Linked DNA regions of Mus musculus: region 2 is linked to region 1. The links are chromatin loops, found by intact Hi-C in ENCODE. Cell type or tissue: left cerebral cortex. All regions are shown on one strand. Links, peaks and the distances in the headings refer to the core of each region. The heading gives the core; the rest is flanking DNA.

Evidence for each region. Peaks named below come from ENCODE experiments on the same cell type or tissue, not always from the same donor. Only the 100,000 strongest peaks of a DNase experiment are listed, where the experiment ranks them.
Region 2: it touches region 1 in a loop (2.1-fold over the local background); 2 of 42 quality-filtered maps call a loop at or near these places.

Annotation. Positions count from the first base shown.
Region 1 is chr8:10,099,254-10,115,581 of GRCm38, forward strand. No RefSeq gene overlaps it. Among named protein-coding and RNA genes, the nearest start is that of Myo16, 46 kb to the right of the region's middle. In left cerebral cortex, for the core only: no CTCF peak of the experiment used is centred there; DNase peaks (open chromatin) are centred at 9,498 and 9,818; H3K27ac peaks cover 484 bases.
Region 2 is chr8:10,045,506-10,061,833 of GRCm38, forward strand. No RefSeq gene overlaps it. Among named protein-coding and RNA genes, the nearest start is that of Tnfsf13b, 47 kb to the left of the region's middle. In left cerebral cortex, for the core only: a CTCF peak has its summit at 8,125 (motif pointing right); DNase peaks (open chromatin) are centred at 5,246, 8,202 and 8,373; H3K27ac peaks cover 779 bases.

The DNA.
Region 1 (16,328 bases), core at 6,934-11,933:
TGTAAAATTCACAAAGAATCAATAAAAAAGTTTTTAAAAAGAGAACAGGTACCATGACCAGAGCATGTGACTCAGAGAACACCAGACAATGACACTACAAGTGCCATTGCTCCCAATGCTGTCATTCCTACCATCTTTCCCACTATCTGTGACCAGAGTCAACCCACCAGTCAATACCTAGAATGTTAAATAGAGTGATAGCTTTATTACTATTGAGTATGGAGCTGTCAGATCAGTGACAGAAATCACTTTAATCAGCAAGTGGGTTTGGTAGGGAGTTTTGAGAAAAACTTATTCTGCTTGTGAGAGATTTGCCTCTTCAGAAAATATCACAAAAAAAAAGAGAGAGAAATTTCCCATCATTTGTAACATCTTACCTGCGGCTGGAGACGTGACAAGGAGGTAATGAGCCGCTCAGTCCCAGCAGTAGAGTCAGAGATACTGTAATCTTCTTACAAATGCAGAGAGAGCAGGCTTGTTCTCTCCAGCACATTGTAGTCTGCAGAACTCACAAGTAGTAGTCGAGATGCATGAGTCAGGTGGGAAACCCCACAGGCCTCCATTTGTGCCCCATTGGGAATGTGGAACCACATGGGGATTTATCATGAAGAGTGTCAATGTCTATTGTACACTGATTGGAATGTGTAGGGTCTGCATGTGTATATGACTCGGGAACATAAGCAGGGCAGACCCCTCCTCCATCCCCATCTCTCCCCTCATCCATGAGATGCTGATTTCCTGTGTCTTTTACTGACATGTTATGATACTTACCTGCCTTCTCTCAAGACAGCTGTTCAAACAACACATAAAACAGAACTTAAGGATTCCTTAAAGTTTGGTCACTTGGTGAGAGGTCTGATTTTGATCGCCAGTGATTAGTGTCTTGCAGGATATTTGATCATACTGTGGGCCCCTAGATTGTATTATTTACTGGGGGAAAAGCTGTTTCTAGTGTGGTATGGCTCAGCCCTTAGCACACAGCTTTAATCCTTCTGGCTAGGCTACAGGCATGCCCTTAGTACCCATTTTTAATCCTAAACAATAAAGGTAAAGTTAGTTTGTAGAAGGAAGCAGCCATGTTTGAAAGTGATTTCTAATTGAGTGGCAGACAAAGTGGCAAATCAGAGAAAGATTTGACAGAATAGGATCTGCCCAACTCTCATGAGAAGAGAAGGGAAAGGGAAGCTACTTAAGAGCAGTGCAGAGAGGAGGAGGCAGTTTTACCAGGAGAGTTTTACAGAGACAGGGCAAAGACAGAAACAGCCAGATGTAGGTGAAGAAAGAATGAACCAGAGAAGAAAAAGGAACTAGAAGTTTAGAACAGATTGTTAGAGTTAGTTTGAGGCCAAGCAGAGTGAAAAGTCAGAGGCTGAGAGAGAAGCCAGAGTGAATCACTGTTTGGAGAGGAGCTTGAGCTGGACCAGCCAGCCTGAGTTCAGAAAGAGCTTATCCAGAAGTAAGTCTCAGAGAAGCAAAGCACTCTAGATCTAGATAAGATTGTATGGAGGATAGAAATGTGCATATCAGCCAGGCGTGGTGGCGCATGCCTTTAATCCCAGCACTTGGGAGGCAGAGGCAGGCGGATTTCTGAGTTTGAGGCCAGCCTGGTCTACAAAGTGAGTGCCAGGACAGCCAGGGCTACACAGAGAAACCCTGTCTCGAAAAACCAAAAAAAAAAAAAAAAAAAAAAGAAAACCAGAAATGTGCAGATCTAGGCCTAGGTTAGCAGACAGAGGCAGTAGGCTTGGAGACGACAATTATACAGGAAAATATAGGGTTTTACTACTATGAATAGACACCATGACCAAGGTATGTCTTATAAAGGACAACATTTAATTGGGGCTCGCTTACAGGTTCAGAGGTTCAGTTCTCTATCTTCAAGGAAAGAGCATGGCAGCACCCAGGCAGTCATGGTGCAGGAGGAGCTGAGAGTTCTACGTCTTCATCTGAAGGTTGTTAGTGGAAGACTGGCTTCCAGGAAGCTGGGATATGGGTCTTAAGCCCACAGCCACAGTGACATGCCCACTCCAACAAGGCCACACATTCTAATAGTGCTACTTCATGGGCTGAGCATATATAAACCATAACATACACTAATGCTTAATAAGGCCAAAAGAGCAATGGTAGATGGCTGGTTTTCTTGACATGTCTGTCTGTCTGTCTGTCTCTACCTGCCTATCTATCTATCTATCTATCTATCTATCTATCTATCTATCTACCTATCTACCTATCTGGCTAGAATGGAATCTAAGTCCTGAGCATGCTAGGCAAGTACTCTATCATTGATGTCCATTTCCAGCCTTGGCTACTTCTTTCACCATTAATGTTTGAGATCTGTGTCCCTCTGTAGCTCAGACTGGCTTTCAAGTTAGCCATTCTCCTGCCTTCTTTTCCTGGGTGCTAGGATTTTAGGTATGTACCATTGCACTTGAATATGACTTTAAAATCTATAATTGCCCTTCTTAGTGGGAATAGACAGTGGTCTAATTGTATCATTAATTTTCCACTTTCTAATTTGTTGTACTAAATCACATTTTCTTAGTGACTGGATGTCTGAAATGAGCTGCTGCTTTAGCTTGCACTGGTATCACATGTATTTGTGTACCTTCTCAGTAGAAGAAGAGATCATAGATAAAATGTAAATGGCCAAGAGGCTGAGTTTCACATATTTCAAAATGCCAGAGGAAGATTGGCTAGCTGGTGGTCATTTTTTTGTAACTTGAGAAAAGTTGGAGTTATGAAAACTGACATGCATTAGGGCCATGAGGAAATCACAGCTGCATAAGCATTGGCCCCACTTTAACAAGGTCATTTTACAGATGCCTACGCTTTCTGTCCAGATAGAGCTGCCTACTCCGTGGCTCGTTGGGGTGCTCACTCACATTTCTGGTTTCATATATTCACATATAAACACGGTCGAATGTTGGGCATGAAAATTACAAAATGACATAGCTTTTATTGATGCAGCTAGGATGAATTCTAACCCACTAAGTGATGGGAATTTCCCCTTTGTCCATCTGCACATCCCCTCCCCCCCCCAGTCATACAGCTTTCTGGTTCACAGGAGCCCTGAAGGCAGGAGTCTGCTAGGGGATGCGGTGACCCACATTTCTGCCTCCATCAGTACTCAGGTGCTGTTTTCTGTCTGAGTCTTTTTACCTAGAGGTGGCAGAGAAGGAGAAGGAGCCTCAGCCAGCAGATCCTGCCTCCAGGACACAGGCCTCACTCCCCTGCCAGGTATCCCCTTGTGTTCTCATGCTTTGGGAAACACAAGGCAAACCCATCAATGTGTTTAGTCTTCCCCAGTAGCTGGAGAGGCTGGGCACTGATACCCCCCCCCCCCCCCAAAGCCTGGAGAGGGGCTGAAGAGCTCAGTTCCTAAGAGAATTACAAATCCAGATACTTGCTGGGAACAACAAGAGAAAGAGCCAATTGGAAAAACCACACTTAACTATTTAAATCCTGTGTCTTGGCCCCGATGGAAAAATATTTAAGCCTGTGAAACTTAAATCCGGTAAAAATGCTCAAGGCAAGAATGAGTCAGGGACTTGTCTAGTTTAAAAGTACATTTTAAGTGATGCAGGGCACCCATGTCAAGAACAAGCCTGTGTTTGGAAGCCAAGAAGGCCAACGAGCAGAGATGCAGCCAGCCTAAGCTAAACAGTGTCCTTCATCAGCGTTTCTTCTGGGAAAGAAGGTGCTGACTGCCAAGTCCTATTCAAGAGTCTATAGTAGGTTACGGAAGACTCTGCACTCAAGAAAGGAGGCTGCAGGTAACAGGTGACTGTGTTCACACAGTCCCTGTGAATTTGTTTCTCTGAAAACACAGCATTGATGCGGGAATGGCTCAAATTCATCAAGCAATGCTTAAAATATTCCCAGTTCCCTTCAGAATTTGGGTACCTAGAAAGCAGGTGCAGCCGCTATCATCTTCTAAATCAAGGTAATTTTCAAAAAGAGCACTAGTGTTTATCCTTGTGTTGTCCCCACGGTGTCTCCTATCACCTGTGGTCTGTAAGCACATTTTTTTTTTTAATGTTTAAAATACGTGGAAGGAGCAAGCAGAGTTTACACAAATATTATTCTGAAGATAGTTACCAAGACTGTCTGGGGAAGCTTTACACTGGGGAGAAGGAAAAGTGGAACATTGGCTGAGACTGTAGGAAGGGTTTGCTCTTTTAGTTCTGAGGGATTTTTCTTCAGTTATTTTGTCTCTTGCACTCTCAATCAGGAACATTACAAACAGGTATATGGTATGATTTGAAAAGAGGAAGATGGGGAAGAAGAAGGAGGAGGAGGATGGGGAGGAGGCAGGGGGAGGAGGAGGACAGGGAGGAGGAGTAGGGAGGGGAAGAGGAGGAGGGAGAAGGAAGGGGAGGAGAGGGGAGGGGAAAGAAGGAAGACTAAGAGGAGGAGGGGAAGGGGGAGGGGGAGGAAGAAGTAGGAACTGCAGGCAGTTTGGGCACTTGAACAGGGACCTGGGCAGGAAACCTCACAGGCAAGAGGGCTGGAGGCAGGTCAGGGAAGGCTAGCTGCTCCTCTTTCACATCAGGGGTAAGCAAGTGTGAGCAGAAGGGAGGCAGGGATGGAAGGAGGGAGGGAGAGAGGACAGAGAGAGCTCCCAGTAGGTCCCCTGTGGATCCTTCACTCTCTACCTGCTTCTTCTCCTCTTTATCTTCTGCCTCCCCGTCATGGTCTCCTCCACTTTCCCATAATGCCCGCTGTGTGACATTTTCTGAATAGAGTCCATTCCCTGCAGCTAGGGCAACAATGGCATATCAAAGAAACACCTATGGTTGGGATTAATCAACAAGATTATTGAGGCTACTTGCAGGGGTAATTCAATCATCACAAGAGGGTACACATTGGCATGCAACCACACAGCAATGACCTCATTTTTGTTTATCTCACCTAAACAAAAACAACAAGATCTGTTCTGATTTTCTCCAATTTAGCTCATGTTATCCCACAGAGTCTCACTTAAGACCTGTGCTGACCTTAAGAACAAAGACCACAGGGTCTCTACCTTACCCTCACGGTCTGGTGACTACTTTCCCTATACCCTCCATTGCTAAGCATCTGGGAGTCCTGTAGTTTTCTATCTTCAGTTCCTCATTCCTCATCTGTCTTTAGCTCACTGCATTTTGTTTCCTGCCCTCACTCCATCACTGAGGCCAATGATCTCTTGACAGACATACCAATCCTTGGAGACCTTGTCAGCTCATACTGAGCGCTGTGTTCAGGCTGAGCCACCTCTGGATCTTCACACCTCTCTGCCAGACTACTGTGTGACATTATGACTTGCTACTTGGTTCTTCCCATGATAACACAGCAAAGGGGGTGGGGTGCCCATGCAATGAATGTGTGTCATCATGCAAGTCTCCATGTTAACCTAGATCAGAAGCACTAGGAAAGAAACAAGGAACTTTGGGGGTCTTGAGAACCTTAGTCAACTGCAAACAAAAAGTGGGGTTCTTCAATCATGTGCACAAAGACACTTACAGTGGTATCAGCAAGCTTGGGAGCCATGGCCCAGCTTCTGTGGGGGAACCTAGCCTAGCCAAGGCTTTGGTTGCAGCTTGTTGAAATCCTGACCAGAGAACCCAGCTGGGATATGTCCAGACTTCTGACTCCCCCACACAATGAGGATTTGCTTTACATCAATAGAAATACACAAGCTAAGGAATATTTGTACTTCTTTTTTTTTTTAAAGGATTTTTAAAATTAGGTATTTATATTTGTACTTCTTAGTTGTTTTCTCTTTCTTGATCTTCCCATTCAAGCTCACTCCACCCCCATGATGTCAATGCTTCTAGATTTCCCTGCTTATCCCAGGAACTCCATTCATGGCCTGGAGAGTAGGCTGCTTTTCTCTCACAGTCCTGTCAGAGGTAGTAATCATGGGGGGTTGACACCCTTACCTTGTTCCTCTGTATGCAGGAATGTCATCCTTACCCACTTATCTATCTCTCATCCAAAATTCCAATAGCAACACCATTCATGGCCTCATTAAGCCCATGTTGGTTGGTTTTTAAGTTCTAAGCATTGCCACACTCTTCCCTCTTCTCTGTCTCCTTGGTTTGGGAAGTAGCCCAGACTTTTTCACTATAACATTAAAGCCCAGCTCCCCTTCTTTGGTCAAGAACATACTTCTCAAATGCATGCACTGTCATGACAGGCTACAGTGTGGGTTGGTAACAAGAGTGAGATACCTCTCATGAAGTCTTGAAGTTTTTATCTACCAGACAGGAGAATCTGCTCAGTAGGGAAGAGCACCATAGACTCTAAGCAGGGCCTCTTGAAGAGTCAGTCCGCACAGACTGAAGCTAGAGTCGCATACACTCACTTTCCTTCAAGCACCGAATGAGTTGGATGTCTGATTTTGACACTTTCTGTCTATTACATTGGAAACCATTCTGACTATGGAAAATGGATAATTTTTCTCATTTTTTTGATAAAATCTAAATTCTGTGTCATTCTTCAAAACCCAGGCCTAGTGCCAATATTCTTTAAAATTAAACTCTGCTCCGTAATACTTTGTAAAGTCTTTATTTTAGATGTTATGCTAACTTTGAGGATAATTATTACCACTCACTGCATAGAATGCTTTAAAGTCAATGATTTCTGACTTGATCATTCTGCATCCCCATAGCAGAGAGCCCCCTTTGGAGCTGAAAACACCGACATACAGAATTAATTAGTTGGCCTCTCAATGTGCCAGTCTGGAGCTTTTTTCCTAGATGTCTTGTTCCCAAGATGTTTGCATCTTGGGCTGGATAAATTTACATCCCACATAAGTCCACTCGGATTCATGTGCCTCTTAGAGGCCCTGTGTGAATGCCGAGGTAGTGACTGCAAACTGACTACTGAACTTGTACTTTTGTGAGCTGAAGGTGGAGGGATGAGCTGCAAGGCTCCTTGCTAATTAGAACTCCAAAGATTTTGGGGAAGTGCAATGTTCTATGTACAAAGCCTAACTGGCACCTATCCTGGGCTCCTTTAATCCCCATCTTACCCACCCTTCCCACCTCGATGTCTGATACCACATCCTTGTGACTATCAGTGGAAACATTCTGAAATATTTTAATTTATTAGCTTCAAACCAACCAAAAAGCTAAGAACCCAGGAGATGGTGTCTGAGGCCAGCAAAAGATTTTCTGCTTTTCTTTCACCAAGGAATTTGAAATTGTCTTGATTGATAATTTGGGGATAACCTATACCTGTGTTTAGATTTGTGCTCACTCATATTTGTCTCCAGATAAACCATCTCCTATTCCCTCTGAAGAGAGAGCTGTGTTTTCTCAGGGATACAGTGTTCCACCAGGAGGGCAAGCTTGTGTCTGGTGGACTCTCTTCTGTCGGGAAGACATTGATATGGTCATCAGGTTCATGAGGACAGTTCACTCAGAGGTGGCAGGGTGAGGACCAGAGAGAGGGTGGACATGGAGTTGGGCAAGGGCACACTTGCATCCATGGTTTACAGGTGTGTTTCAACATCTTTAATTTTATACAATGCTTTTACTCTGAACCCATCAATAGGCTTTGAAAGGGAAAACTAAATCTATCTCTTGGTGACTATGGTAAACATCATTGTTGATGAAGACACGAAGATGAGGGGTTTCCTCCCCTCTTCCCATCCTGCATGGAAATTTGCTATTATCAAAGCATCCTTTTTCAATTCTATTGTACTTCCCAACGGTACTGATTGCTCTATGATGATCCAGGCTCAGGGCTTTCCTTGCACTGTGGGTTCTTATGCCTTCATAGTGTCTTTCTCTATGTCAGGTAGAAGCATCTGATTTTGCCAAAAAGTTACTCCTAACAGCAGTGGAATAAGCATGTTCTTTAAACAGAATATGTTTAGTGCTTATTACGAATTTGCTTTTAATGATTTTGATTGGTTATGTATACCCTAAAGAAACTAGATAATCCAGATGAATGGGAAATAAGACAGCATAATTGCTTGTGTAGATTTTATATCTCTTATCAGGCAACTCTTTAAAACGAAATAACATCAAGAGAGAGAATGAAACAAAACAAGATCTTCTATTCATTAGAAAGTCTATTTGAAAGGATACAAGCAGGTCACCTCTTTGTGACCCTGTAGATGTGAAGTGCCCAGCAGAGGAGGGTATGCAGAGAGAGGATGTTTATTAGTGTCTGTAGAGTTAGTGGAGGTGGAGACAGATTGATAATACACAGTGTTTCTTCCAAATGATGAGAATGTTCTAGAGTTAAATAGTAGTGAGGTATCTCAGTTAGGGTTACTATTGCTTTGATGAAACACTATAACCAAAAGCAACCCAGGGAGGAAAGGGTTTACTTCATTTACATATCCTGAGTTGACAAAAGTCAGGGCATGAACCAAAACCAGGAAGAAAGCTGGATGCAGAGTTCATGGAGGGGTATTGCTTGCTGGCTTACTCATCATGACTTGCTTAGCCTATTTTCTTATAGAACCTACAATCACCAGCCCAGGGTGTACAACTCACAATGGGCTGGGCCCTCTTTCCTCAATCACTAAGAAAATGCCCTACAGGCTTGCCTACAGCCTGATCATATGGAGGCATTTTCTCAGTTGAGGTTCCCTTCTCTCAGGTGAATCTAGCTTGTGTCAAATTGACATAAAACTAGCCAACACAGAAGGATTACAAGACTCTGAAGGTACTGAAGTACTGAACTGTAGCAAGGTGAGGTTTATGGGATATGAGTTACTTCAGAAAGATGTCATGTAAAGATGGTGTATCTGCATGTAGTCTTCAACATGCTTTGGTACTAAAACCTTAGTATTTTCAGATGAATGTTATTATTCATTATTTGGAGAACACACTCAGTATATACATATACATATGCACATGTGCGTGCACATACACATATACATATAAACATGCACACACACACACACACAGGCGTTGTATCACTTGTGCATATTAGGAAACACTTGCCCGGAGGCCCAAGCTCTGCAAGCCCCTCTACTCTGAGATTGATGAATTTGTTTACTTTTCGAGGATGGTCAAAGTTCAACTTTAGCAAACAGAGAAATAGCAAGAGGATGGCCACTCATCAGCACAGAACATAAATTTTCACACATAACTCAGAGGAACCCAGTGTATATGCTTGGCTCAGGGAATGGCATTATTAGAAGGCGTGGCCCTGATGGAGTAGGTGTGTCACTGTGGGTGTGGGCTTTAAGACCCTCATCCTAGCTGCCTGGAAGCCAGTATTCTGCTAGCAGCTTTCAGATGAAGATGTAGAACTCCCAGTCCCTCCAGCACCATGCCTGCTTGGATGCTGCCATTTTCCCACCTTGATGATAATGAACTGAACCTCTGAACCTGTAAGTCAGCGCCAATTAAATGTTGTTCTTATAAGAGTTGCCTTGGTCATGGTGTCTGTTCACAGCAGTAAAACCCTGACTAAGTCACCCATAACTAGAGCAAAGGAACAGCAGCATGTGGGGGAGGGGTCCTCAGCGTAGGCTAAGAGCAGCATTTAAACTAAGTAAGTCTCACAAACCTTGGTTCTAAGAAGGAAGTTGTATATTTTGGGGTTTACACTAATTTAGGAAACTGCCAGTGTCTTTTCTGTCTTAAGAATTCAGCTAAAGTTAGCTCCTGTCTTTACAGAACCTGAATGTATTATAAAGTAATATAATTGTCGATCATTTGATATGCCAAATTTACATTTCTTCTCATGCACTGATCTTTTAAGAACCTATCGGATAAAGAAATATGAGCTAACTTCCACATCCAGGATCACAAAACCCGAATAGTGTAGATGGTGCTAAAAATCCCCCATTTTCTCTGAAGCTCAAAGAGTGTCAAGCTAAAACACAGCTCACACAAGACAGCAGGTGTGGCTGATGCAAGAAGAGCCATTTATGTCTTAAAGGGAGCCGATTTTATTTCAGTAGCTAGCGCTTAATGTGTGAATGTTTATATATATATATATTTTAAGACGTTGTTTAAATGCAAGTGAACAAGGAACTGAGAATATCTTACAGTAGGAACATACTTATATCTAAACTGCCTCTTTTTAAGGAAAAACTGTTAGAAATGTTTGATTTGTTAAGCTTAAGGGAATTTTACAGATTGTAAAATAATGGATTTCAAATAATTTATAGGTAAGTTATGGTTACTGATAGCACTGAAACTCCCTGTGTTACTCAGGTCTCTGGAGAGGCTGCAGTGGCTGTTGCCCTTGGTCTTGCTGATGTCTGTCCTTCAACAGCTGACTGAACTTGCCAGTTGCTGAACTCAAGGCACCTAGATCCCCAGACCCTTCAGTAAGCAGATTCCAGGGACAGCATATGAATCCATGTAAATTTTATTTTAAGATACCTCAAAGAAAAATATCCAAGTGATATTTTAGCAGAAGTTTATAGATTAGAGCAGTAGTAGGAGTGAGCAGGGGTAATGAAAACATCATATATATAGTCAAAAGTGGAGGTCTCACAATGACATCGTTGTCAGGCATACCATGTAGTTTGACTGTATTCTTGCCTCACTGACCTCCTTATCTGTTGTACCCATGTAGCTCCTTCCTCTCCCCAAACAACCCCTCTTCTATTTTTACATTGTATTTATATATTATATTAATATATTATATTATTATATTATATCAGACACTCCACATATGACAGACAGAATGACTTATTTGCGTTCTAGGGTTTGGTTTATTTTACCTAACTTGGTGATTTCTAAATTCATTCATTTCCTACAAAGGGTCTAATTTCTTTCCTATTTTGGCTGAGTAAAATCCAACTGTTTATATAAACTGTATCTTCCTTACCCATCATCTGCCGGCTGAGTCTGTATGTTGGCTGTAGTGAATAGTTCTGCAGTAAACATGGGTGACAAGGTGGCTCTGCAGGTGGCTGACTTCGATTCCTTTGGGTATATTCCAAGGGGTCCCAGGTAGGATCTACTCTTGGGTTTTTGAGAAACCCCTGCATATTTCCATATTTTACATATCAGTTTACACTTCCAGCAGCAGCATACATGGTCCCTATCTGCTCATACTCACCCTTCATCCTTGCCAACATTTGTGTTTTAATGATAGCCAATCCCACAGGGCTGAGACTTGAGTGTTTGGTATCTGGTAAAATTTAACAGCAGTTCTAGCCACACTGGCCTTTTCTCAGAGCACCGGTGAGTGATAGCTTACTACCTGATCAACATGATGGCTTGACACAGGCATATCTAGGCGTTCACACATTGGTCCAATTTTGATTGGTCATATGTGTCTAGATACTTAACCACTTTTAGATTTTCCAAGTTATTGCTGTATAGATCTTTGGAGTGTTTCCAATAATTCTGTCAATTCCAATAGTATCAGCTTTTTATACTTAGTTTTCTAAAACTAGATCTTCTCCTTCCTTTTGGCTAGTTTTTCTAGGATTTCTCAACCTTGTCTATTGAAGAACTGGTGCTCTGGTTAATTAATTATTTATATCATTGATAGTCTTCTGGCGGCATAGAAATGACCATGGTTACTATATGCATATCCTAGGATGGTGCTGTTTTCACTGTAACTACGTGTGCCCATTATACATGGCCAACTAAGCAGCTCCATTGCGTTGTCCATTTGCTTGTGCAGTGTGCATTTATGATTGTCAAGGCTGAGGAAAAAGTTATCAAAGAACTAAGTTGGAGGCTGAATGAAGAGCCTTCTGTGTAAACTAATAAGCGAAATATTTGGTGCTTACTATGAAGGTTCTATGCCTCAGTATAGGGGATGCCAAGCCGGGAAGCAAGAGTGAGTGGGTTGGGGAGAACGGGGAGGGTGGAGGGGATAGGTGATTTTCAGAGAGGAAACTAGGAAAGGGGATAACATTTGAAATGTAAATAAAGAAAATATCTAATTAAAAAAAAAACTCCAAAACTTTAAATAAACACATGGATACCAGGCAGGTTTCAGACTCTGATACCTCCTCCAGAATAATATATGGTGTTGAAGGAAGGATGTATCTACCTCATCATTGTATTCTTGCTGTCTCCAAAAGCATAGTAGAAACTTATCTGGGGAATTAATATTGGCATTGTTGAACAAGTTTAATTGGAAAAAGATTTAATGCATCTTTGGCCTTCTATTATTTAAACACATTGTAGAATCTGTAACTAGAGAATGCAAGAAATATTGCCCCAAGCCTTTTTACACCTGTGAGCTGCCTTCCACCTGTATCCTTTGTATTTCTTTGGGAATTGTCAAGATTACTAGGGATCATTTGAGAAATCAGCTCACAGCTACACACATTTTCTCCAGGGAGAGGCCAATTTTACTGAAAACCGTCTTTTTAAAGATTACTTCAACCCATACTATTAAAAAATATTTCTCACTTCTTTTTAGTTTTTTAAAATTTCATATAAATTATTTTGATCATAATCAATCACATCACTTCTACAACTATCTCAGATCTACCCTCCTGCCCACAGATCTACTCTTCTGCCTACAGATCCACCCTCCTGCCTGCAGACCCACCCTCCTGCCCACCTCCCCAAATGATTTGTCTTCTCATCTCTCCCTAGACTCAAGTCATTGCCTCTGAAATACCTGATCTTTTATTCTGCTGGCTGCAGAGTGATAGGGACAGAACAAAGGATGTCACCCTCATTGAAGGTCTAGCTAGGACCTCCCTAGTCACTCACACTGGCTTGGAGGTTAGCTCATTGTCAAAGGACGTGGGAAACCATTCCCTACTCCACAAGACAGAAAGGACACTTGATGCTAAGCCTTCAGTAGCCAGTAACCACAGAACCCACATTCCAAAATCAGACAGCTATGCCCAAGGGCGGAGACACAGTATTCCTCTAGATCAGAGGTTCTAAACCTGTGTATGACAACCCCTTTGGGGGTTGCATATTGGATAGTTACACTGTGATTCATAACAGTAGAAAAGAATTACAGTTAAAAGTAGGAATGAAGTAACTGTATGGTTTGGGGTCACCACAGCATGAGAAACTGCATTAAAGGGTCGCAGCATTAGGAAGGCTGAGAAGCATGAGCCCAGAGGGAGGAAGCCTGACAATTTGTAATCAGAACAGTTTTTAAGGCAGTTTTCAGCAAGTAAGTAAAGAAACAGTTTTCTGGAAAAATTGAATTGGGCTAAGAACAAATGCAGAGAACAGGGGAGATTAAACACATTTTTAATGAAAACATGGCAGGAAAATGTAATAGAATAAATTCCCTTTTTATTGTTTTTTCTTGTTGGTGGTGGTTTTTTTATTTGTTTGTTTGTTTTGTTTTGTTTTGTTTTGTTTTGTTTTGTCTTGCTTTGTTTTGAGACAGGGTTTCTCTGTGTAGTCCTGGCTGTCCTGGAGCTCACTCTGTAGACCAGGCTGGCCTCGAACTCAGAAATCTGCCTGTCTCTGCCTCCCAAGTGCTGGGATTAAAGGCATGCACCACTGCTGCCCAGCAAATTCCTTATTTAAACTACTCAAATAATTCCATAGAATTCGGGTAATGAACACAAAATCTTCAGTTTAATTAACTGTCCGGAAAAGGTAACTAATACACATGAACTGGACACGAACACAGGAACCATGAAATAATTTAGTGAAGACACAAAAGAACAATACATAAAACAAACAGTGAAGACACACAAAGGAGATGACAAGAGTTCATGGGATTATGTTGCCAAGAATGATAAAAATGGGTGGATAGAAAATTCTCCAGGAAAACACATAAACCTTAAAGCTGACCCAGAAAGTATTTAAATACAAGCCAGAAATTATAAAAATTTATAAAATAGCTTCCTCTTATTAAATTTACAGGTCACAAAGTATTAATGCATCCAAAAACACAAAGGACCACCGTGACTGAGGGTGAAAGTTGATAGAATATCTGCTTGGGAACACTAAGAAGGAGTAAGGGTTATAGTTCTGTCAGTAAATTGCTTGCCATTTGCAAGCATGAGGACCCAAGGGTAATCAGCAAAATTCACGGTAAAAAGCCGGGTGTGATTGCATGTGCTTATTATTCCACTGTGTGTGGGGAGAAATGGGGGCGCTGGGGGATAGAGACAGGCAGATCAGTGGGGCTGACTGGCCAGCCAGCCTGGCTTACTGGGTGAGCTATGAGAGACCCATATTCCAAAGACAAGATGGACAGCACTAAAGAGCACCAGCTGAGATCATCTTCCCATTCCCACAACATTACAAAACGAACACTGAAGTTTAAGCAGTCTTCAGAAAGTCCTTCCTCCCTGCCTCTCTCTGCCCTACCCACCTCCAGGATAGGCATAGAGGAGATTTAACAATTCTTGCTCTGTTGATTTAGATACCAGGCCTGTGCTCAGCTAGCTCTTTGCTTACTCTAACCACAGATGCAAAGTGTCTGTGATGATGGCAAAGCAGAAAATGTGAGTCTGTGTGCCTGTGGAGAGATTACACATACAGTCCTCACATCTCTACTTAGATAGCCCCCAACTGGAAATAACACACGTCTGTATCAATAACAGAATAAAGAAAACTTGTGGGGTGTGTGTAGACAACAGGGTACTCCCCAGCAGTGGGAGGAAGACGAAAAGGGATTGCTGCTCATGGAAAAAATAATCCCACAGAAACGGAGAATAGAAATTAAAGACTAGATATGAATGATAATACTCTATATAGCTCTGTTTTATAATATGCATCAGGAATAGGACAGAGGGAAAATGCACCAACAGTGAGTGGAGTGTGTGTGTGTGTGTGTGTGTGTGTGTGCATGCTAAGCAGCAAGGGGTTGAATGAAGTCTTGGGGCTGCCGATGGACTGTGATTTGATTTGTTTGGTATTTACACTATTACATGGAGAGAAAGAGAGAGGAGGGGAGGGAAAGGGGTAAAGGAAGGGGAAGAGAGGGAGAGGGGGAGAAAGGGAGAGGGGGAGGGGAGTCAGGGAGAGGGGGAGGGGTGAGAGGGCAAGGGATAGAGAGAATAGTGATGGCTAGAGAGTCATAGAGACCTCATCTGCTTGTTGGATTCTTATGCCAAGCACAAGGTTCTCATTTGCTCGTTTTATTCCAACAGTCAGACTATAGCAAGAAAAGGGTGGGAAGAGGCTTGGCCAAAGCTTATACAATGGCCACAGGGCAGCAGTATGTCTGCCAGCATGGGTGCTTCCAGAGATGGTGTTAGAGAGAGACATAGAGAAGGGGAGGACTGGGATTTCCCACATCACATGCCTGTCACACACAGTTGATTACAACTCCCAAATCATCCTTCCAACAAGTACTTCCACGCACTAATGCACGTGTCACGTGACTATGGAACAATCCTTATTTTCACAAGAGGTACTGTGCCTACTATACTACCTGTGTAACTGTACTCCTCCATGCCTTATTTTACAAACCTTCCTGGGGCCATTTTACACTCTTCCTTAGCAGTGTGTTTGAGGTTCATCCTGCTTTGTGACTCAACTGCCATTTTAAAAACTCAGGTAGGCAGCTCATTTTGTCATTGTCAGTTAAAATTGATGTCTGTGCCTGGATTCCAGCATATCTGTGATTAGATTAGTAGTTATATTAGAGCACTAATTTCTACACAGGAAATAGGAAAGGTATGCATTAAATTTTGGTAAATATTACCCTGTTCCTTCCAGACAACTTGTGAAAACTTGCACTCCCACCACTGCACCAGAGTCTGTTTCACCCCAATTTGCTCCCGCTATGAAATGAATCACCAAACTTTATTTGATAGGTGGGAAGTGTGATAACACCCTGGATTTCATTTTCACTTCATTAATTATACTGGCAGCTGAGAATAGCTATGTCTTTAAGTCAGAAGGTTTGAGGATACCTTTGTCCTGCCTCTAGTATGGCCAGCTCTTAGAAGCTGATTGGTTATTTTCTTACTGGTTAATGGAAGATAGGTGGTAAGGATATAATTAATCCTTTGTAAAAGTGTTTGAGTAGCTTTTGGGGGTGTACCCAGCTCTCTTGACTCTGTGTCCTTTGGCCATTGATTGTTAGCTTCCTCTCTAAGCCACTATGACACGACACACAGAGGTACAGCAAGAAGCCCTCTAAGCATTCTGGGTAAACTGGCTGGATTCGGGGTATTCTTTCTGTAATCCTGGTGCGTGGGTAGCAAATAACTTAGGCGCTTACTGTTTTATTGGTGCAAACAACTCTAGAAATCTTTCTTGTTTGTGGCACCGCTGTTCCGAGAGTCTTTTGTGCATTTTTAATTCTCTGAGTCATCAGAGCCACCACTCTGTTTTATGTCACTATTTGCAAAAAGTACATGGGTTTAGAGAAATTTTCGGCACATTTTTTTTTGTATAATCCACTTGCCAATAATTGCTAATCTGTGTTTGAAGGTGGGCGATGCACACATGGGATCTTGTGGA
Region 2 (16,328 bases), core at 5,165-10,164, 56 kb before region 1:
CACTATGCATCTGTTTGGAGATTTTTATTCCTTATAGAGACACAGAGGCAATGTCTAGGGTTCCTGGAAGCTCTCAGACTTGACCACATGCACTTATGCACTTGTTCTAGGAAATAAATTAAATATGATACAAACAGCTTCCCACTATTACGGACTTTGTTGAACTTTCCATTCTACACACTGTACAACAGAAAACTCACACTGTGGACAGTAGAACATGTTTCTCCTGCCAGGGTTATGAGCTTATATAGGAAATATTTCTCAATCACTTCATGTGTGGAATTTGGCACTCACTCGTGCACAAGGATAAGGGTAGAGTGACAGTTATCAGAAGCTGGAATGGGGCAGAGCTAGGCATGGACAAAGGCTGCTGCATGGTACTGAGCACATGTGGTGTGCACATAGTATGACTATGGTGAGCACAGTGTGTGACTGTGGTGTGCACACAGTGGAGTGACTGGTGTGCACATAGTGTGACTATGGTGTGCACAGTAGTGTGACTGTGGTGTGCACAGTATAGTGATTATGATCTTTATAGTGGTGTGCACAGTGGAGTGATTGTTGAATGCACACTAGTGTGACTATGGGATGCACAGTAGTGTGATTATGGTGTGCACAGTAGAGTGACTGTGTTATGCACAGTAGTGTGACTGGTCTGCACAGTGGAATGACTATTGTGTGCACATAGTGTGACTATAGTGTGCACACTACTGTGGCTGTAGTGTGCACATTAGTGTGACTGTGGTGTGCACACTAGTGTTACTGTGACCGTGGTATGCACACTAGTATGACTATGGTTAATAATACTCTATGGAGTATTTAAAAGAATCTACAAAAAAGAATCTGAGCATTTTTACCACAAGGGAAAGATAAACATGTAGACAGACAGGTTTGTGTAGGTGGACTTGGACATTCATAAAGACTATGTGTATTAAAACAACACAGGCTCTACATAAATGTGTATAAAGTTTATATTTTAAAAGACACTGAATGGAAAATATTTTTATGTTGGACTATAGTTAGGTCAAGGGGAGATAAATATTTTATTTGCCTCATGAATATTTATAACTGAGGGGTGTAATCCATATAAACCCTTTGCTCCCCAAGTTGCTTTTTGCCAGAGGTTTTATCACATCACAGGGTGATCCAAGGACAGAGTGGAGGAGGATGGTGCTGGAGGTGGAGGGGCTAAGCACCAAAATGTAGCTAGAAAGGAGCAGGTTCTAGTGTTCTGCTGCTGCTGAGGTGACAGCAGTTTACAGTGGTTTGTTATGTATCTTCTGAAGAACTGGGAGAAATGGCGTGTTTGCAGGAAGCTGGAAACACAGGTCGTCCAGCTGTTAGTCACTGTATATGAGGGCTGAAGTCTCCACTGTGCCCTCATACTGGCACTACTGTGAGTCAATTAAAAGTAGAAACAATCACTAGAGTTTCATCCTTCATAGCTCCAGACAGCACTGCTCATCTTTCTTCTAACAATGCAGCGGGATCCTTTTCTAGGAGATGCGGCACACAATCGGCCATGTCACCCTCTGTGGGGACATTCGGATGTGATGGGCACATGGCGTGATATGGGTGCTGCAGAGATGTCCAGCTTTTGCACTGAAGTCAGAGGACATAGAGACTGCCCAGGGTGGAGGTTTGGGAGCTGTTGTCGGGTGCACACAGGTGGAGGAAGGAAGCCAGGGAAAATGGATAGCCCTGTATGTGCCTCAGGGAACACACATACTACAGAAGCTGGGCTGTGTATGGGTTTGGACAAAAAATCACTTGGTGGCAGATGGGCTGATGATGGAAGGAGACAGGTTTTCTAGCTGTTTGATGGAAACAGTACATGGTACAGTCGTTGTGGGACTTTAGCAGGTACACAGGCTGAATGCAGTACTACTGTGCAGAGGGTAGCTAATGCAACATCCTCGGGAGGGCAAAGGCTGTGGGACCCCAGATAAGATAAAAAGGGGGACAGAGAGATGAATCTCTGAGTAAAGCTGTTGCCAAACCTGACAGACAACCTGAGATCAGTCCTAGGAACCCACATATGTAGCAGAAGGAAAGAACAGATTCATCCACCAAGTTGTGTTATGACCTTCGCATGTGTGCTTGACAGTCCCCCTAAATAACAGCAATAGTAATAATAATAATAAATAATAATAATGATGATGATGATGATGATGATGGTGTAAAAAGGGGAAAGGATTTATAACCAAATTCTACAATTGGTTATAAAATGAGCTATAGTGAAGAGAAATAATTTTATGTACCTTTTTGTTTGTTTACTTATAAATAAATCAAGTCCTGGTTTTCCTGGACTCTATTTGTAGACCAGAACTCACAGAGAGCCACCTGCCTCTGCCTCTGCCTCCCAAGTGCTAGAATTAAAGGTGTGCATCACCATGTCCTGAAAGAAATAACTTTGTAATGTTCCCAACCCAAGAATTGATCTATACAGAGACATTGGAATATCTGTTTATCTTAATTTGGTCACATATTATATACATCTGTCAAATGTACACACACACACACACACACACACACACACACACACACACACACACACACACTGATTACATGTATATTGAAAAGAATGAGCTATAATATGGCTGATGGTTTTCTAGCTGTCCACTCAAAACCAGTGACCCAAATCCTCTCCCTCTTCTGCCCTTGAGCACTCCTCCATTGAAGGTCAGCGTCTCACAGCCTTACTTTCTGCCTTCTGAGGGTGATAGTACAGTTTCTTTATGTTGGCTCCTGTCTTCTATGATTTCTGTTGTAATAAACACCATAATCAAAAGCAGATTGGGGAGGAAAGCTTTTATTTGGCTTATGTGTCTGCACCATAGTCCATCATGACAAGAATTCAGGGCAGGAAGTCAAGCAGGAATCGAGAGGCAGGAACTGCAGCAGCGGTCATTTAGGGCTGTTGTAAATTTGCTTGCACCTCATGGATCCTGCCCAGTCTACTTCTGTAAGCACCTCAGGAGCATCTGCCCAGGGAGGGCACTGACCACAATGGGCTAAGCCCTCACACATCAGTAATGATGCAAGGATAATAATTGTACCACAGAGTGCCCACAGGTCAACTGAGGGAGACTGCTTTTCAATTGACATTTCTTCTTTCTAGGTGACTAGCTTGTTTCAAATTGGCAAAACCTCGGAGAGATGGCTCAGCGATTAAGAGCACTGTTTGCTCTTCCAGAGGTGCTGAGTTCAATTCCCAGTAACTTGGTGGCTCACAACCATCTATGATTGGGATCTGAGTCTCTCTTCTGGCATGCAGGTGTACATACAGAAAGAGCACTCACATACCCACAATGTACCCAAATTGGCAGAAATCATCAAATCCCCAAGACTCACCAAAGCTTCTGAATGTGGTATTTCATGCATGGTTACCATCTTGCCTTTACTTCCTAAAACAGTCTTCATTCATGGCAGAGGGTGCAACTACACTGCCTTCTTATTCATTTATAAAGAGCTTTCAGGTTTAGTAACAATGAATAAGGTTTAGTAGTCCCTGAGCCTCAGAGGCAACCACATCGAATTCACTCGCGGCTGAGATAGACCAGCCAGGTGGGCAGAAGGATTCGTCTGGGCTGTGAACTGACATAGGCCAGGGCCATCTTAGTGATTCTTATTAACATGTAGATTAATGTTAATGTGAATGGCTGTGTCATTCTCATTGACCTTGGAGTCCAAACCCATCAGTTCTGGATGACTGTACCAGACCACAACCATGCGAAGACACAAGTCTGTGCTGTATTTCAGGAATCCTGCACAAAATCTTAAGCTGCAAAAAATCTTTCTGTAAATCTTCGCCCACACACTCTGCCTTGACCCACAAGCTGTACGCTGGTAATTATAGAGAATGTATGTATATGCAGCATGGTTGCGGGGGTGGAAGGACTCCTGCTTTGTCTTCGTTGTCTGCAGTTGGATGCCAGCATCTCTGCTCTGCAGGCGCTCCCTGGTTTAGCCATGGAGATTCTGCAGAGCTCTGCATTTAGCATTGCTCAGCTTTCCTTTCGAAATCCCCGGGTCCCTCAGGTCCAAGGCCAATTCCAGCTAAGTCCCCTCACTATCTCCCGTTGCCTGGTGCAGGCTTTGGCTCAGAAGAGCCTTCGGTTCGTGTTTCATAGTTGAGAAATGGCTATGTGAACGGCATACACATCTACATTAATGAGGACAACTTTTTCTTCCACTCCCGTTCTTGGATCTGAGCATCACAGGACAGGGCTCTGATAGAGGCATGGAAACATCTGCCTGTTTCATCAGAGACTCTCAGTGTGAGCGCTTTGCACTTCACTCATCTGCAGAGTCCATGTCACCTTTCAGTGATCTGTAATACCTGTGAGAGTAGAGCACTGAAGGCAGAGTCAGAAAACCACCTCTAGCAAACCCTGTTATACTACTACTGAGGTGCACTAACTCTTGGGGAATGCTCTGAAGAACTGAACCTGGCCAGGCAAAAGAAATATTGTACATGCCCCCCACCTGCCCCCGAGGATGAGGGCACAAAGTAAGTCTTTTTGCATAGGGCTGACTTTTTATGTGCTTTTCTGTTGGGGTAGGGGTATGCCTCAGTGTTTGTTTGTTTGTTTGTTTGTTTGTTTGTCTGTTTCACTCTGCAGAACCAGAAAAGAACCAATGAGGTAGGACCTTGGGGACTAGTAGACCCTCAGAAACACATACACTTTCCAAATCTGTTAGTGGACATCTATGGCTGAGCCCTGAGTCGGCTGAGGGCAGATCCAACCCACAGAAGCTTAGGCCAAAGTGTCTGCAGAGGTAAGACCTGGTACACTCCTGAGAAACTGAGGTTACAGATCCCACCCAGCTGTCAAGAATCCATAAATCACCCCAGCCCTCTAGTCTGCACTCTCACACACAGAAATGCTGACACACAGAAATGCTACTTTCAAGAAATAAAGATTTGGGTCAGTCAGGGACAGAATAATTTATGTATAATTCATAATTTTGTCTGCCTTGTAGACTCAAGTACTTTCAACTATTTATATTCAAATATACTAAATTTACACATGTATTTTCTATTTTTTTAAAGCAAGCATCTTTAAAGGAATGGAAAGTCACGTTCACCCTTTTAACTTTCCGTTCTGTATTCTCATGGGTTAAGAATGTGTAAAATTATCTCCCTGTCCCCTTGTGTCTGCAGTTTCATTTATAGGTGTTTAGCACACTTCTCCTGGGAAATGCTTAGGCTTTGCCTTTCGTTTCTGAGTTTAGCTGTGTTCCATCTATGTTCACATATACATATACAGCCTTTTATCTAAGTGCCCAATGGGTTAGGCAGCTTCTGAGACATGGCTGCATCTGCTGTGCACCGGCAAGGATGCACGTGATACCTTGCCATGGTGGTCCTACCCTTTGTGGTGACATTTTGGTTTCTAATCATTAAAAGTAGACACCCTAGTGCTACCACCTCATACGGTGACATGAAGGGAGGATAGCAGGAGAGAGTGCTGTGCTCCCAGGCAGACCCATAGCCATGCTCCTGTTGTCTAGAGCACTCTGACAGGCACCTTTTACAGTTTGCAAGTGCATATTCAAATGCTCCAAGGGGAGGCCGCACCAATGTTTTAAAATTTTGGACCATGGGATCCACCAGAGATGGAGACCTTTGGTCATCGTTGAGGGAAGTTAACTGAGTGACTATGTAAGAGCGGGGAGGCATCACGATCTTGAACAGCATTCATTTCTCCAGTGTACACTCTATTCTCTTGGGACTAAGCAGCTATCATCCAGAGCAGCTGAGTCACACTGCTCTGAGAGCTTTCCATAACTCTCTGGACTTCGGGATGCAGACTAGATCTTAGCTTCCCACCCAGGATGTCTCCCGAAGTTGTACCACCATCCTTCATTATGAAAGACAAATTACACACACACACACACACACACACACACACACACACACACACACACCCCACACATATATTTACACAAACACCACACACATCATATACACTCACATACATGCACACACACACAAACACCTCCCCACACCAGACACACTACACACACACACACACACACACACACACACACACACATAAACACCCCCGCTATACACCACACATAGTACACACACATTTACATACACACACTCACACACCACAACACAACACAACACACACACACACACACACACACACACACACACACTTCACTGTCTACACAATCTGTGCCAATGACTGACTGGTCACATCACACCATTAATAAATGGCAGTGTGTGAGAATGCAATATGAAAGCATTTCATTTCTGACGTCACAGAAGCTGGCAGCTGGCTTCTGGAGAAAACAGGAAGATAAGGAAAGGCATGAGCAGAGAGGACTGAGGTGAGGCCCTAATGCTCATAGGCTATGTTATCTGTTCGAGTTTTCTTTTGTTGCTGTGCCTAAGCTCCCTGTCTAAAAGTGGAATAGGGCAAAAAGTGTTCCTTTGGTTTCTAATTCCAGGCTACAATCCACCACCACTGCAGGGAAGCAGCTGAGAATCAGCTGCAGTAACCACACCCTGGTTTAATTTTTACACAGTAACAAAACCCCCTTGTTCTGGGACTCAGTGCAGATAAAAATTTGGTTTAACAAATGCTGCCTGAGGGATTCCTTCTTGGTGCCTTTGTTTCACTGTGATAGAAAGGTGAATGTTTGTTCTGACACTGTTCGTTTAGTTTATAGAAACACCACTTCCTTGTTAATGTTTGAACAAACTATCCCACTCAGAGAAGGGTTGTTCCCATGTCAGTCCCTCTAGAAGCCTCTCATTCGCCTGATCCAGCCAATTGATCTCTGCAGCTCCATCTCCAGACCTCTCCATCCATCGCCGAATGGGCACAGGTGACCGTGCCAATATTGCTTAACCAAGTGTATACTTCCCCCCAGGACAATCAAGTAAAATAACACTCACTTTCTCCTGAAACGACAAACTCCTTTCAGTCTACTGGTAGGGTTTGTAATGTCTTATCTTTCACTATTCCTGTATCTTTGACAATTTCTTAAATGTATTTTTATAATTTTTTATTTAAATCTTTGTAATATATTGAAGTAGATGAAATTATCTCCCCTCCAAATAATACCCATAAGACTATCCAGAGTGTCACAATTACCAAAGTTCGAGGACCTGCATCTGTCAATGTATTTGCTGTTACAAACAACAACAAAAAGCCAGAAGAAATGATAACTTAACAAAGAGTGAGTAGAGTTATGGCCCCCAAAGACTTAGTAGACTCAGATATTTTAGCAATTTATTTAAGAAGCACTATGATTGAGAAATCATTTGCTAAATATTCATTTTCAATTAGGCTTTTAAGTGGAATGTCTCATATTCACCCCAGTTGTAGTGAGCCAAATTACTTTGGCTAAATTGCTTTCAGCCTAATCAGATGCTATTTCTTAATACGAAGCCTCCTGTAACTACTAGCAATTAATTGAAGCAGCCTTAAAGATCCTCTTCCATTAGAGAGATTGTCTTCAGGGATCAGTCATTTTTATGATGTTTGTGAGAAAAAAAAAAAACCAGAATAAAGAACAGGTTCCCTACTGTCAGCTGTCAGGGTATTCCCTCGGTTCTGTTCTGCTGCTTGCTTAAGAAGGCTCAGTGGTAGAGTCATTGACTGTCATGCATGAGTTTGGGTTTAGTTCCTAAACAAGGGGGAGGGAGGGAGGGAGGGAGGGAGGGAGGGAGGGAGGGAGGGAGAGAGAAAGAGAGAGGGAGGGAGAGAGAGAGAGAGAGAGAGAGAGAGAGAGAGAGAGAGAGAGCTGCTCAGAGCAAACACCCAGATTTCTGACCTTAATCAGGAACTTGTGTGAAAACACCCTCTTCTTAGAAGAGAGGCAAGGCTCTGTGAAAGAGTACTTATTTATTTAAGCTCACTGAGAACAATAATGCCCTTTGAAAATGATGTCTCGTGTAATTTTAATATTACAAGAAACACTTTCTTTGTCAGCCACAAATTCAAAGCTTCACAAGATCATATTCTCATCATTAAAAATTTTATATAATTTTCAAGCGGCTTAATTTATTACAGGGAAAGATTAAGACCATGAGAAAATTGGGTTTCAGTCCCATCCAGCGTCTTAATGTTGAGCATAAAAGGCTTTATAGTAGTTGCCACTAGGTGGGGGCAGCACAGCAGTTGCTTCTGCTCGGAGCATCTAAGAATAGAAAGCCTTTCTTAGAGATAGAGAGGAACCACAAATCTGGAATGCTTCTGCTAATTATAAGCAGCCTCTTTGAAAGAGGAGTTGAATTTAATTACAGGGACTTCTTTCCTCCACATCACCTGTCCTGCTTAGTTAGGGAAAGCCCATACCCTGGCCCCACACTTTCTTCACTCTCTTGTGTTCATCCCTTCTCAGGGGCTGCAGCAGATGACAGCCACGCTGCAATGGTGAGTGAGGGCAGAGCAGAAGACATCTGGAGAGTGTGGGTGAGCAAGCTCAGCATAGGAAGAGCTCAGTGCTGTATCTCAGAGACAAGAGACCTGATCTTCTTTAACACTGCAAAGCAGAGATGCATTTTGATACAGTGTGCCTATTGCCAAGAAGGGGTAAGACAAAGGAAGACTTTTGGAAGGCACTTAGGACCTGACGTTCTGGATGAGAACTGACAGGACCTTGCTTTTGCTTCTGTATTCTCTCTCTCCCTTCTCTCTCTCCTCTCTCTTCTCTCTCTCCTTTCTCCCTCTCTCCTTTCTCTCTCTCTTCTCTCTCTCCTTTCTCTCTCTTTCTCCTCTCTCTGTCTCTCTCTGTCTCTCTCTCTGTCTCTCTCTCTCTCTCTCCTCTCTCTCTTCTCTCTCTCTTCTCTCTCTCCTTTCTCCCTCTCTCCTTTCTCTCTCTCTTCTCTCTCTCCTTTCTCTCTCTTTCTCCTCTCTCTCCCCCCTCTCTCTGTCTCTGTCTCTCTCTGTGTCTGTCTCTCTGTCTCTCTCCCTCTCCTCTCTCTCTCTCTCTCTCTCTCTCTCTCTCTCTCTCTCTCTCTGCACATATATATGGATCAGTGCTCAGGAGTACCCAGGAGAGTTAGATCCCCTGCAGTCACAAATAGTTGTGAGCTGCCTGACCTGGTGGTACCAGGACCCAAACTCTCTACCAGAGCAGCAAGGGCTCTTACCTTCGAGCCAACTCTCCATCTTTGTCTACTTTTGATGTGACTAAGACAACAAGGGCCCCAGCAGTAAATATAGTGTGCAGCTAGTGACAGACCAAAAACTGTGGTCACTGTTAGCGGTTTTGGTTTCCAAAATACTGAAACTGACTATGGGCTTCACAAAAAATTGTTATTCTCAATTTTTTCACACATTAAACACGGTGAACATCCACAACTGCTTGAAAGAAAATCACCTGCTTCCATCAAGGTAATGGTCTGAAGCATCGTTATTTACAGCTGTTAAAAGACAGTTGTTGTGGGCTGGGCATGGAGGAGCAGCAAATCTTTTCAATTAAAAGACAGATTTAGTGCTGGAGCAACAGCTCAATGCTTAAGAGCAGTGGTTGCTCTCACACGGATTAGGGTTCAGTCCTAAGCATCCCAACAAAGGTTCACAACTGCCTGTAACTCCATTTCCAGCAGATCTAACCCTATAGCTCACAACTGCCTGTAACTCCAGTTCCAGCAGATCTAACTCGATAGCTTTTTTTCACATGTAAAAACTTGGTACAACCAGGCACATACATGGTGCAAATTACATATGTGCAAGCAAAAGCACTCAAATGTATAAAATTAGAATAAATTAATCTTAAGACATAGAGTGGCTGAACAGATTGGAAAATTGAGGATTTAAACTGTGTATGGCAAACTTGAGGAAGTTGACCATTCTCAGCGAAAGAAGTAAGGGCTTGGCTCTCTAGACTACTCTGGACCCCTGAACAAGCTGAAAGCTTGTGTTTCATGGAATATACAGTAACGAACAATATCTTTTACTAACCATGGCATTTGGGATACTTTTTGCGTCTTCTAAAAGAAGACACATCAAGACTAAAAAGTCTAGTCCCCTGTAATGTAATCTTACCTGGAGATTGAGAAACAGGTGTTGCAACATTCGAGTCACCCAGAATTCACAAGGGTGAGTCTCAATCCAATTGGACAGACGAGGAAAGCAGATCTTGAACTTGGCCTCACACAGGGAGGCTATCATGTGAGCAAGACACTTATCTCCAGTGAAGAGGTGAACACAGGGCAGCCCTTGCCCATGCACCCTCCGGAGGAGGCTGAGGCATGCTGAGCTGACTGACTTCTCTGGCCTCCTCAACTGGAGAGAGCCACTCACTGTTGTTCCTCCATCTGGTCCTTATGGCTTCACAGCACCCCTTGCAGACTCATGAGGATCAACAAAGCTTATTCTGGAAGCAGAGGTTTCTCATAAACATTTCAAACTGAAAAGATCCCACCTAAGAAACTCATGCTATGAAACTCGGGGACTTCCAGTGAGTAGCCGTGAGGAAGAAACATTGTAGCTAGACTTAGGGAGGATGGTATCTAAGGCTGGCAGAAACTTGGGGCTGCTGGTTTCTGATACAGATTAGCAGTAGATCTCCTTTGGCTGGTGACCTCACACTCTGGCCTGCTCTCTGTTTTGCTTTCATCATTCTCTGTGGGAAGACCCTGCTGGCAGGTCAGGGAGTGTAGTTTCCATTACTCCTATGCCCCATTCATACAAGGAATAAGTTGGAAATACTTAGAAATATTCCTGTGAGTAAAACAAATTTACTTGTGTTTCTTATCCGTATGACTTGAGGATTAGATATTTCTGCGTTTGCTTTTGTGGAGACATCTGCGAGCTCGAGGTCAGGAATCTACTATTTCCAATCTTATTCTAATAAACACATGATTGAAACTTGCTAAATATCGCTGCCAAAGGCACTCTTGTCACATGATACATATAACTGTAAAGGATTCCAAGGGGTCTGAGTTAATTTTTGAGGTTAAAACTCCTAAAACTCAACTAAACACCCGAATTCTGTCACCTTTCTCTTTCTGTATGCCACAGGGTTTACGGTGTAGTGAGGCTTTGCTGAAGGGGCTGGGTACTGAAATGGGAGGAGGGAGGAGCCTCAGGTAAAGAGGACAAGGATGCCATCTGCATGCTGTGTCCTCACTGGCACAGTCGGCCTAACCTGCACTCTGGATGCGGCTGAAGCAAATGAATGATTTGAACAGGAACATAGTCCAGTATGTAACCTGGACTTGTAAGACTATGGAGACTTCCCAGCAGTGGGTGGTTTGTCAGGGTGAAAGAAAGCATTACAGGAGGCCTTGGAAGGCAGGCAGACCACATTCAAGCCACTGGCTCAGAGGAAGCAGCCTGTGGAAGCACATAAGCCAGAGGGTGGACATAACCTACTACAGACTGTGGTATTCCTTCAGATCCATCCTATTGAAAACAATGAGTGTGGCCATGGTGTGACTGTGGCTGTGGCTTCTTTGGCCCCTGCAGCCTTCCTTGACCACAGAAGGTTCTGTGCACCCGGGAGGACCTGGGGTGACAAGCAAACATCATACTCACCTGAGGCCTTGCTGTGTCTCTGCTTCAAGTGTGGTGTCTTCCTGGTTCCATGGCAAGCTCAAGTGGAATCAACCCCACTCTATATCCCAACTCTCATTTTCATCCCTCCAGAGCCCTGGCCATCTCTTGTGGCTGGTTGAGAAGTTTTCCTGTTGCCTTTAAGACTGGATAACACATCAGCAAGCATTGCTTGGCTGTCTGTTTCAGCCACGGGGGTTGCTGTACCTGAAAAGAAGCAGTTTTGACCCCACAGGTGCACCAAGCTGAGTGCAGCAGATGAGAGATGTGCGAGGAGAGGAAGGCAGGGACTTCACTTCATTCACTAAACTTGGCTGAGAAGGGAGGCTGAGAGAAGGCGGATGCCATGCCCTCCTGTCTCCCAGCCTTGGTCAGCTGAAAGGCTCTCTGCATCCGATTAGATGGATGGCTCTTTACAGTGCTCACTGCATCCTGATGGATGGATGGCTCTTCATTTAATGCTTTGCTATTTAATACTCTGGTCGCATAATTAGGTACTAAATGCTAATAACATTGACTGCATCTCATTATTTCATAATTCATTGAATTACTTACTCCATAGCCCAGGTAATCCTAAAACTATACTCGTCAAATTTGATTTGGAATTTGGCCTTGCACAAAGTTGATGTTTTGTTTGTTTGCTTGGTTGGTTGGTTTTGGTGTTTTCTGAGACAGTATGTAGCCTTGTATTGTCTCATACTCACTGTAATCCTCCTGCCTCAGCCTACTAACCAGAGTCCACTATGCTCAGCCAAAGTCAAACTTTTTAAAGTACATTATAGCTTTATTCTCTTTATTCTTTAAAGAAAATACTTATTATTTGTTTAGCGTTGTGGAAGAAGGCTGCTCACCTAATAAGGTACGTGTGGTAGTCAAAGGACAGATTAGGTGTCAGCCCTGCCCTCCTCCACCATAGAGGACCTGGGGAGAGGACTCATGTAGGGTTCTCACAGATTCTATAGAGTATGCAGCTATCAATGAGCCAGGAATGATACTGTCCTGTCTCTTACCTAGTGTCCCTTTCCCAGGGTGTGCTTGTCTCAGTCCACATTGTGCTACTGAAACCCGACCACAGGCAGCATACTCCATAGTGAACACATGTGTGCTTGCTCACAGTCCAGGACTGAGAGGACACAGCTGCCAGGGGCCTTCATAATGGGTCCTTGCATGATGAAAGATACCATGTGATCAGAAAGCACCAGTGAGAAAGAGACTGGACTCAGGTTTTCACTTGAAATATACGCCAGCGGTAACCCATCTGGACAGTGGTAGCATAAGCCCATTCAGGGAGCAGAGTCTCTTGCTATGATCTCTAAAGGCAACCCTAGGGGAATACAGTCAAATACAGCACATCACACAGGACCATCCCTTCTCCTTGAGGGCCTCTTGGGATGTTCTCAAGCTTGTGAGTCAGGACCTTGGCAGGCCTGGGAATTTTCCAGCATAAGCCTGTTGGACTTGGTCTGATGTTCTCATGAGGACAGGGGACTCATAGGTAGGCACAGTTAGCACATCATGTCCAGAGTTCATAGGAAAAGTATGATGCCTTATGATTGATGCTTCCTTTGAGCACTGCAAAGGAAGCCGCCGTCTGCAGCTGCTCAGGCCTGTGGAGACGAAGTGCATTTCCTGGAGGGTGGGGAGTTTACTTAATTGTTTGGAATTCTTCCACATGGTGGATTGATCTTTCCCCCAACATTTGTTAATGTGTAGTTAATGTATTTGCTAATGTAGATATTTAGAGCGTATGGACTCTGGGATATTTGAGTGTTTGTACATGTGTGTATTTATGTGCTGCTGTGTGCAGTTGTATTCTAATACATATGGATGCCAGAAGTCAACCTTTTATGTTGTACCTCAGGAATATCATCTGGTTTTTCTGAGACTGATTCTCTTCATTGGTCGGGGACGTGCTATTTTGACTAGGTTGGAAGGCCAGGGATCCTGAGGGGTCCACACATCACCCCCTTCTCCACAGCACTGGGATGAAATGTGCATCTCACCTCCCCTGGATTTCTACCTGGGGCCTGGGGATCAACCTCAGGGCTTCAACCTGTGAAGCAAATCCTTCCCTGAGCCACCCCCAGCCCGTAGATGTTTTTGTTCTTTAAATTACCCCACTGTTGGTCACTGGTAGATCTCTGACATGCTTCAATCGGGGATTCTCCCCCCCACCCCAATTCTTGAACGCCTTCTATTCACACACACACACACACACACACACACACACACACACACACAACCTCTTTTATATACAATGATTTACTGTCTATGATGGAAAAGCAGAGGCCTGTCTAGAATTACCCTTGTGTTCTCAAATGTCCCTTTTCTCCTCTCGCACTTGGATGTTGCCTGCACTGAGTTGTGTGCCTGCCTTGTCTGGATCCCCCGTAATTCTCACCCTTTGGAGAAGCTGATGAGGTGGTTGGCATGCATGTCTTCATACTCCCCATGTCTAGATATGGACTATCTATGGCAATTCATATTTCATATTTCTGATTAATATTCATGCTTGAACTTCAACTTATTGTTGGGGTCATCTACTTGACTTTCTCACCAGCTCTGTTTCCTTCTGCATGCATTTGTAAATCCTGCAGCTCTCCTGTGTTATTTGTTTAAGGTGAATCTCACATGTGTAGCATGCAGTTGGCTCTGTGTGAGACAAATTGAAAATACCGATTTGACTGTAGACACTGATCAGCTTCGTCATATATTTTTTGTATGTCACGTTACGTGACACTCACATTGCAGCCACATACTTACATACACTCTTTGTTCTTGCTGGTGGCACACATGATGTTTTATGGAAAATGACTGAGATATAAATGATTGCCAATTCCTGGTGGCCATAATTATTCCCTTTTAAAATCTTTCTATCCATGCTTTCTATTCATGCTCTAAAACAACAACAACAACAAAGCAAAATAGCCTTGCCAAGCCCAAACAGCTACTATAATTTGTTAAGTTTATGTGGGAAAATAATTAATAAGGCTTTTAGTAAGGAAATTTGAACATATCTGACATTTTAAAAAGTCAGTTACAAAGACAAGCAGTATCCATATGTCAATAGTTGGTTTTCTCTATATAAACATAGAAATCTAATAAAATTATAATCAAAATTCCAAGAGAATTTATTTGGCTTCCAATTGGATAAATGGTTTTAAAATGTGTATGAAATGTAAGCCTTGGGGAATAGCAAAGACGTTCTTCTGAAATCTATTTAGCAGATGTCAGCAAATACAATAAAGCTGCTGGAGTCAACTCAACATGGGGGCGCCACAAAGGTAGAGAACTGTATTTGTTTAGCCAAATAGTAAATCAGATAACATTAACCACAGAGAAGCCAGAAGCAGAGTTCAGTGCCCATGGGGTGAAATATTAAACACAAGTGGTATTTAGCTCTTCCATAGGGGTTGGATTCTCTAACAAACGGCGTCAGGCCATTGCCTTTCCATAGGAACAGGGACACTAAGACCTACCTAGGAAGAAGCTTTTAGCCTGGCCTCCTGGGTCCCTCTGCATGGGCAGGAACCGAGTGACACTGGCCACGGGAAGTTTTATTATATGCTATAGAATTCTATATCTGGCAAACAAAGAGTAAACTCGGTCATGGAAAACTGAGAGATGCTCCCCCAACATTAGATAAAAGAAAGATAACCATGTGTATGTTTTAGAAAAAAACATTGACCATACATAAAGTATTTGTTGGAGAAAATTAAGCATTAAAGACAGAGAGGTTGAGTCAGAAAGGGAAAGGCTGAGGAGTCTTAGGATAGGAGAAGAGTCTCCGTCACAGAGGGGACCACACCCTAGTCTGCTGTGGCTTGAATTCTCATTTTACCCGGGTCCTTCTCCCTTCCAGCCATGTTCCATCTTTCTTCTGCACTATGGTTCTTTTCCATTTCTGCAAATCAACTCCTCCCACTGTATACATCTTCCTCCCTCCAATGATGTCCAGTAGATGGACAGCATGTGTCAGCTGGGTGAAGCTGAAGTTTGAGGTTCAATTCCCCACTAGAGGCTCCTGAGAGGAGGTGATACTACTCACCCTGAAGACACTGTGTCTGCAGAAAGAGGCGACAGCTGACAGGACCACACTGCATCTGCAGCTGTCAGCCATCTGAGGCAGCAGGTGAAGGCCAGCTGGGACACAAAATGACTAATTGAATGGCTGGCCTGGAAGTCTTTGAAAGCAAAGACAAGCATGGGGTTAAAGTCCATTCAAGCTGTGGAATGCAAAATGTGTCTGAGCAGGGTAGGGGAGGGGACTCAGAGCATAGAAATCTGAAAGCAAGAGTCACCATTCTTAAAGTTAGTTATTCAAGTATTTGGGTGGGGGGGTATTGATACAGGGTTTCTCTGTATAGACCTGGCTGTCCTGGGACTATGTAGACCAGGCTGCCCTTGAACTCACAGGATCTGCCTGCCTCTGCCTCTGCCTCTGCTGGGATTAAAGGTGTGCACCACCTCACCTGGCTGGCTAGTCAAGTATTTTAAAGGCAGTGTTTACTCTGCTTTTATTTTCCATTCTCAATTCATGTTGGATTCAGAGCACTCCCTATTTTATCTATGAGGACCCTGAGTTTCCCACAGGATTAAGTAATTTTCCCAGAGTTGCATTGCTCCGAAGTGAAAAAATCTGTAATTTTTATTTTTGCAGATCCATATGTATTTTATGATGTGTATTTTATCCGAATGTATGTTGATGAACCATGTGCATATCTCATACACACAGAACTGGAGTCATGGACAGTTGTGAGCTCCAGTGTCAATGCTGGGAACCAAACTGGAGTCCTC